2 separate regions of the Homo sapiens genome follow, and region 1 is linked to region 2. Evidence: chromatin contacts called from ENCODE Hi-C data. All regions are on one chromosome and are shown on one strand. The core of a region is the stretch at or near the end of the contact, and the rest is flanking DNA. Distances in the headings are between cores, read along the strand shown.

What was found. Hi-C counts contacts between places; a loop is a spot of excess contacts on that map.
Region 1: a loop to region 2 is called in a map of gastrocnemius medialis, with 7 times the contacts of the local background. The contact joins two enhancer-like sites. A Hi-C loop is called at or near these places in 3 of 168 maps with a recorded cell type or tissue (gastrocnemius medialis, heart left ventricle and psoas muscle).

The regions. Positions count from the first base shown.
Region 1 is chr1:231,801,910-231,805,774 of GRCh38, reverse strand. All of the region lies in intron 8 of DISC1 (DISC1 scaffold protein), which reads right to left. All of the region lies in intron 11 of TSNAX-DISC1 (TSNAX-DISC1 readthrough (NMD candidate)), which reads right to left. LOC105373170 (a long non-coding RNA gene) reads left to right here. Exons shown (of 4, transcript XR_949268.4): 3 at 1-57; 4 at 110-200. Among named protein-coding and RNA genes, the nearest start is that of DISC2, 15 kb to the left of the region's middle. Within about 2 kb of position 1,779, at least 2 of the 41 ENCODE cell types and tissues checked have a DNase peak (open chromatin) inside an H3K27ac peak, as active enhancers do; they include gastrocnemius medialis, where a contact is called at or near this core.
Region 2 is chr1:231,641,528-231,645,695 of GRCh38, reverse strand. All of the region lies in intron 1 of DISC1 (DISC1 scaffold protein), which reads right to left. All of the region lies in intron 5 of TSNAX-DISC1 (TSNAX-DISC1 readthrough (NMD candidate)), which reads right to left. Among named protein-coding and RNA genes, the nearest start is that of DISC1, 17 kb to the right of the region's middle. Within about 2 kb of position 2,249, at least 2 of the 41 ENCODE cell types and tissues checked have a DNase peak (open chromatin) inside an H3K27ac peak, as active enhancers do; they include gastrocnemius medialis, where a contact is called at or near this core.

The DNA.
Region 1 (3,865 bases), core at 530-3,029, 160 kb before region 2:
ATCCAAGTCTCATGTTGCAATGTAATCCTCAGTGCTGGAGGTGGGGCCCGGTGGAAGGTGATTGGATCATAGGGGCAGTTTCTCATTAATGATTTAGCACCAGTGGAAGGTGATTGGATCATAGGGGCAGTTTCTCATTAATGATTTAGCACCAGTGGAAGGTGATTGGATCATAGGGGCAGTTTCTCATTAATGATTTAGCACCATCCCTCTTGGTGATGCTGTTGCCATAGTGAGTTATCACAAGGTCCGGCTACTTAAAAGTGCGTGGCACCTCCCCCACCCCCCTCCTCCTGCTCTGGCCGTGTGAAGTGCTGGTTTCCCCTTCACCTTCCGCCATGATTGTAAGTTTCCTGAGGCCTCTCCAGAAGCCAAGCAGATGCTGCCATGCTTCCTGTACAATTTGCAGAATCATAAGCCAATTAAACCTCCTTTCTTTATAAATTACCCAGCCTCAGGTATTTCTTTACAGCAGTGTGAGAACGGACTGATATGTCTAGGAAGGACAGCAACAACAGAATCCACTTTTGCTATCGGCTTTAAACCAAACTATCCTCTGCTGAACAGGAAAATTGAAACAGAAATAGAGAATGGAAAAAAAGAGGTGACTAAAACACACTTAAGGTGTGTACAGTGAAAAGGGAGAGAAACAATGGGCTCTCTAAATTACTTTTCTTAATGTGTATTACACCACACTCAACTGGATATATTAATATCATCATGGTTCTTCCAAAAATCAATAATTACCTATCTGTAGTAGATTTCCTATACTAGCCTACTTTTCTTCCTTTTTTCATTTCTAACATCCTAGTTAATTCCATGACTCCCAAGGTGTTGCCACATCCATCCCTCTGTGTACAACATGGCCGGATTACGCTTCCTAAAGTCTGGTTTTAATCATGTCACTACTCCGCTAAAACATGGTAATGGCTCCCTAAAATGCTCTTATCCTTAGCCTACAATTCAGAGCTCTGTGTATCCTGGTCCTAACCAACTCTGAAGAGCTACCACAATACTAATCCTATACCTGGGCCAATCTAGACTACTCTTCCTCCTGAAGAAATAGCTGAGCTTTTCCTCCATATTCAGCCCAGGCATATCTAGCTCCATTCCACTGTGGCCAATGGGAGAACACAGCTATCAAAAAAGAAGAGACATTGAGCCAGGAGCTCATGCCTATAATCCCGTGACTCCAGAGGCTAAGGCTAAGGATGGCTTGAGCCTAGGAATTCAAGGCTGCAGTCAACTATGATCTTACCTCTGCACTCCAGCCTGGGTAACAGAGCAACACCTTGCCTCAAAAAAAAAAAAAAAGGAAGGGGGATCTTGTCCTGTTCTCTACTGCATCCTCAGTACCTAGAACCAGATCTGACACTTCCTAGATGCTCCATGATATTTTTCTTTTCAGTAAATAAATGGAACAGGCCATTTCCTCTGACTGAAAAGCTCTCTGTCCAGGTCTTCAGTTCTCAAAATCCTTCTGTCTCAATAAATACTGTGGCACTTTTTAGAGCATGGCACTGAAACTCTTTGACACACCTCTCATTGAGACTTGTTATAGTGGCCCTTCCCTTGAATCAGCACACCAGGAATGCTGGACCAATAAAACACAATGGAAGTAACACTGCAGTGGTTATAAAAATATGCCCACCAAATTCTTTAATACTCCTCCTTTGGGGTAAAACCTGTTTCCTTCCCCTTGCCTGTGGGCTGAACTGAACTTAGTGACTTGCTTCTAGTCACTAAGCAGAAGTGATGCTGTGTGACTTTGAAGGCTAAGTCCTAACAAGACACTGTGGCTTTTTTTTTTTTTTTTTTTTTTTTTTTTGAGACGGAGTCTTGCTCTGTCACCCAGGCTGGAGTGTAGTGGCGCGATATGGGCTCACCGCAAGCTCCGCCTCCCGGTTCATGCCATTCTCCTGCCTCCGCCTCCCGAGTAGATGGGACTACAGGCGCCCGCCATGACGCCTAGCTAATTTTTTGTATTTTTAGTAGAGACGGGGTTTCACCATGTTAGCCAGGATGGTCTTGATCTCCTGACCTCGTGATCCACCCACCTCGGCCTCCCAAAGTGCTGGGATTATAGGCGTGAGCCACCGCGCCTGGCATCTGTGGCTTCTGTCTTATTTGGTCTCTCTCCCTCAGATCACTGGCTCTGAGGAAATCAGCTGCTATGTTGCAAGAGGTCCTAGGGCACAGCTCTTGTGGCAAGGAACTGAAGCCGTCTGTTAACAACACATGCATGAGTTTGGAAGCAGATCTTTCAGCCCCAGCCAAGCCTTTAGACGACTGCAGCTCCAAAGTGTGTCTTAACAGCGACCTTATGAGACCCTGAGTCAGAGCCACCCAGCTAAGTCACTCTGGACTCCTGTCTCTCAGAGACTGTGAGAGATAAAGGTTTGTTGTTTCAAGCTATGAAGTTTGAGGAGCCACTTATTACACATTAATAGAGATGCATACCAGTGTCTGAATTCAGACCTTAAGAATAAGAAATTTCCATTTCCTTTCTCTTGGGACACTTGCTCTTGGAACCCAGCAGCCATGTTGTAAGGAAGCCAAGCTGCCTATAGAGAGGCCCACATAGAGAGCACTCAACAGCCAGACCATATGTATGCACCGTCTTGGGTGTGGATTCTCCCACCCCAGTTGAGCCACCCTAGCTGTCCCTGCCAAGCCCTGCCCAAATTGTATTTCCATGGGCAAAATAAATAACTGGTAATATTTTAAGTCACTACGTCTTAAAGTGACTTATTTTTTATTAGGCAGCAGTAGATAATGAAAATAGATTTTGGTATCTGGATATGGGATACTATTGTAACAAAATCCTAAAATCGAGGCATTGGTTTTGGGACTTGGTAGTAGGCAGAAGCCTCATGGGCCTCCGTGAAGGATAGAAAAAAGTAAGAAAAATATATCAGAAACTAGAAAAAAAAAGATCCTTGTAGTGGCAAAAAAGTCACTCAGTTACCAACTGAGGCAATATAAAAAAGAGTCCCTAATAATTGTAGTTAGACATCCAAGGAGATTTCCAGGCAGAATACAGAAGTGCCCACTGACCTCCTGTCAATGCCTGTGATGAAATGCAAGAGAAGAGAGATGAATTAAAGAATAAACTGTTACATGTAAAGGAGCTAGATCTGGCCAGGTTTGAAAATGAAACTAATTTGTTATTCCTACTCTCTGCAAATGGCAAATAGTTCTCAAATTAAGAAAGGACCTCAGGCCATAGATCAAAGTCAGGATGGATGTATTAGTCCTTTCTCACACTACTATAAAGATACCACCTGAGACTGGGTAATTTTTAAAGAAAATAGATTTAATTGACTCACAGTTCCCCATGGCTAGGAAGGCCTCAAGAAACTTACAATCATGGCGGAAGGCAAGGGGAAAGCAAGGCACCTTCTTCACAAGGTGGCAAGAAGAATGAATGCAGGAAGAACTACCAAACACTTGTTAAACCATCAGATCTCATGATAACTCACTCACTATCACGAAAACAGCATGGGGGAAACCGCCCTCATGATCCAAACACCTCCCACCAGGTCCCTCCCTTGAATGTGGGGATTACAATTTGAGATGAGATTTGGGTAGGGACACAGAGCCAAACCATATCAATCAGTCTATAAATCTAAGCGAATCATAGAAACTTGAAGAGAGACAAAAGACCCCCTAAGAATCTTAAGGACCTCCCTTAAGATCCTCTCCATTCAGGGCAGATCACAAGGTCAGGAGATTGAGACCATCCTGGCTAACACAGTGAAACCCCGTCTCTACTAAAAATACAAAAAATTAGCCGGGCGTGGTGGCGGGTGCCTGTAGTCCCAGCTACTTGGGAGGCTGAGGCAGGAAAATGGTATGAACCCAG
Region 2 (4,168 bases), core at 1,000-3,499:
TCGCACACTGGGGCCTGTCGTGGGGTGCGGGGAGGGATAGCATTAGGAGAAATACCTAATGTAAATGACAAGTTAGTGGGTGCAGCAAACCAACATAGCACATGTATACCTATGTAACAAACCTGCATGTTGTGCACATGTACCCCAGACCTTAAAGTATAATAAATTTTTTAAAAGACAAAAAAAAAAAAGAAGTGACATGACATAAACTGCCTGGTCTCTGCCCTCCTAACCCTGGGACATCAGGCAGACCTTGAAAGCTGGATATTATCATTTGGGAGGCGAGGAGAGGGCAGTGCAATGAAGGTCCCTGCTCTAAAGGCCCTGGTTTGACTTGTACAAGGAAGCAGTAAGGTGCAGAAAGGAGCTTCAGTGGGAGCTATGGCCAGGCTTTGAAATCTTTCCCACACCAGCATGATGACCGGTGTGTCTACCACTGAGCTCCCTGCCTTCCAGTTAGCCAGGGTGAAAGAACAACCAATCCTCTTCTGACACAGATCTCTCTGTTATTAGGATCACAGAAAAGGTGGCCATGGTGACGATCCTGCCTTTGGGGTTTAGGTCATAGATGACTATACCTATGCTTAAATAGTTATCATAAAAATAGAGTTTTGAGCAGAAATGTGGATCCAGAAAATAGATTTTTAGAAAAATTAAACTACCAATAATGTCCACAGTGAACAGAAAGAGGCTGGTGGCTGAAAATCTATTTAAAGGCTACTGCGACAATCCTGCATGCATGATGAGGATGGAAAGAGAAAGGAAGAATTCAGTCACAGGATCCTAGGGCACAAACCCAGGCCCTAAGCACCCAACAGATTCAGAGAGTCCACGTGCTAAATGCAGGGAAACTAAGACCACTTCAAGTATCTCAAGCAGAAGAAATTTAATATAGGGAATTTGTTACAAAGATATAGAAAGAACTAGAAGAGAACAAAGGAGAAGGAGAGGACAGAAGTGAAAAGGAAAAGGGGGTCATAGCTAGACACCCATCATTAATGCTCCTAAACGATGTCCCTCAGCCTTCTCAATCTGCTGTACTGTTGAGGAGGTTGTGCCATTTGGCTCTGAAGCCACCAAGGAAGTGCTACATCAACTAAGATTGGAGCCCCAATAAGGGGGTTACCTGCAGGGTTGCTGATGTTCCAACTCACCCCTTCCTTACTATCACTACAGCAACTGCTTGCAATGGCCTCACAGTAAAACCCAGAATCAGGAAGTTTTTCTCTCCGTCTTACTGGTCTCCCACCAGTGCCTCCTATTAACAGAATTTAACAGCAAATGAGCTGGCGAGAAAGCCTGGGATATGTAGCTTTCCGGCTGCTAGCCCTAGCAGTAAAGAGCAAAGCACAGGAAGGTAAGTGAAAGGCCAGCCTACACTCTTACCCATTGTTAACAAATGTCCATTCTGAAGGATATGTACAGGGCAGTGGTGAGCAAGCAAGGTGATGGGCAGGGTGGGGGTTATAGTCCTTGCCTTCAAGGAAAATCCTAGTGAAAATGTAGAATTTGGGCAATAGCAAAATTGCTCCTCTGACTCTATGGCAATCAGATCATTGAAATTAAACAGAAATGACCAAGTTGGAGCCAGATAAAGCATGCCATGTGCCCTCTCCAGAATTCTCTGTCTGCTACACTAAAAATAACATCTTTCTCTTGTTGACAGAATTGCAGCTAGCACATATGGTACCATTGTGCAAATTTTTAAAAGGTATCTTCTGTGGGCTGGTAAAATATAAAAAGATGTCCTCTTAGGGAGGGTAAATTAGAAAAAGGTGGCACCTCTGAGCTGATGAATTAGAAAAAGGCTCGCCATCCTCAGCACCAGGGCTCCATTCACCCCTCGGCCAGTACCATTGTGTGGGACGTCACCTGCACAGCGGCAGGCTGCAGGCCACCTGTAATATGCTACCGTTTGCTAAGCCCTTTTATCTCTCATCTTACATGATCCTCACAATAGGCCCACAAAATAAGCATTATTACTTCCTATCTTACAGACGAAGAGAATTAAATAGCTTATTCCCAGTCATATGCTTAATAAGTGACACAAGAGCTGGCAGAGATGTGAAATCTAATAATAGCTCCTCAATAATAATATTGAGCGCCTACAGTGAGGCAGAAACTGTATGTACTTGAAACTCTACACATCTGACCGCAGTCAATTCTCTTAACAGTATGAGGTAGCTAGTATTCTCTGTATTTCACTGGCCAATTTTTGACTGCTAGGAGAACAAGGACATCAGCGTCCCGGGGAAGGCCCCCACACCGTGTATACAGTGTGTGTGCCCAGTCCCCAAGCCACCATGAATGGCATTCTTTCATTTATTTTATTTTATTTTTTTTTACTAGTTATTGCCTCACTCAAAGGAGGCCTAAACACAGTGAGATCTGAAGGGACAAGGAAACTGAATAGGAATATCTGAAGCTGGGATTTCCTGTGGGTTTTTCTATGAGTGAAACAAAAAGCTCCTTTGACTCTGGCTCTTTCGGGGTTCCAGGGAACAAGATGGCATTATCTCTGCACTGAAGGGCCTTTGACTCCCACACTCACTGCAGACAATGCTAAAAGAACACCCAAAGAATTAGCGAAATGGCCTGCCAAGTCCCCAACTTTACAGAAGCTCTCCCTTGGTGGAAATAGCTCACAAGTGACAGCTCTGAAAATTTACAGAGCCGGCAAGGTTTGGTGGGAAGGCAGTAGACCAAGTCCTCATCTTCTGCTGTTCCAGTGCATGCTCAGGTTGAGTACATTTTCATAACGGTTTTATTAAATAGATTTTCACTGTGACTATTTCCTCCCTGGAGCTAAAACACCTGAGAAGCCAAGGAAGAAGGAAAACTGTGTTTACAGAGAAAGGCAATGACAGACGCTCTGCTGAGCTGAACTTCTTTCAAGGTTAGAATGCCCTCTTTGGGTATGAAATTATACCAGCAAGAGCAGGGAATTTTCTGAGCCAGAAGAGATTCAGAAACACCAAAATCCACACAATGTCCTAATGGAGAATTGTATAGAGCTTACATTTCATACAGATGAAAATGTTATATAGGTAAAACCAAAATTCAATTGCACAGTGAAAAAAAAAAGATTTACTGGGCCTAGAACTGTAACTCCTGTAACAGAGCCTACCTATATGTGTTGTTACACAGCCTTCACTGTCCATGATACATTTGGTATCAATCATCCACACTGAATCATCTCATCGCCAGCAGCACTAGAGATACTCACGAGAGGTGACAGCGTGCTGGCAGTCCTCGCAGCCCGCGCTCGCTCTCGGCACCTCCTCTGCCTGGGCTCCCACTTTGGCGGCACTTGAGGAGCCCTTCCGCCCGCCGCTGCACTGTGGGAGCCCCTTTCTGGGTTGGCCAAGGCCGGAGCCGGCTCCCTCAGCTTGCAGGCAGGTGTGGAGGGAGAGGCGCGGGCGGGAACCGGGGGCTGCGCGCGGTGCTTGCGGGCCAGCGCGAGTTCCGGGTGAGCATGGGCTCCGCGGGTCCGCACTCGGAGTGGCCGGCCGGCCCCGCCGGCCCCGGGCAGTGAAGGGCTTAGCACCTGGGCCAGCAGCTGCTGTGTTCAATTTCTCGCAAGGCCTTGGCTGCCTTCCCGCGGGGCAGGGCTGGGGACCTGCAGCCCGCCATGCCTGAGCCTCCCCGCCCTTCGTGGGCTCCTGTGCAGCCCGAGCCTCCCCGACAAGCGCCGCCCCCTGCTCCACAGCGCCCAGTCCCATCGACCACCCAAGGCCTGAGGAGTGCAGGCACACGGCAGGGGACTGGCAGGCAGCTCCACCTGTAGCCCCGGTGCGGGATCCACTGGGTGAAGCCAGCTGGGCTCCTGAGTCTGGTGGGGCCTTGGAGAACCTTTATGTCTAGCTCAGGGATTGTAAAAACACCAGTCAGCACCCTGTGTCTAACTCAGGGTTTGTGAATGCACCAATGGACACTCTGTATCTAGCTAATCTGGTGGGGAGGTGGCGAACATTTGTGTCTAGCTCAGGGATTGTAAACGTACCAATCAGCGCCCTGTCAAAACAGACGACTGGGCTGTACCAATCAGCAGGATGTGGGTGGGGCCAGATAAGAGAATAAAAGCAGGCTGCAGGCGCCAGCAGCGGCAACCCTCTCCGGTCCCTTTGCACATTGTGGAAGCTTTGTTCTTTCGCTGTTTGCAACAAAC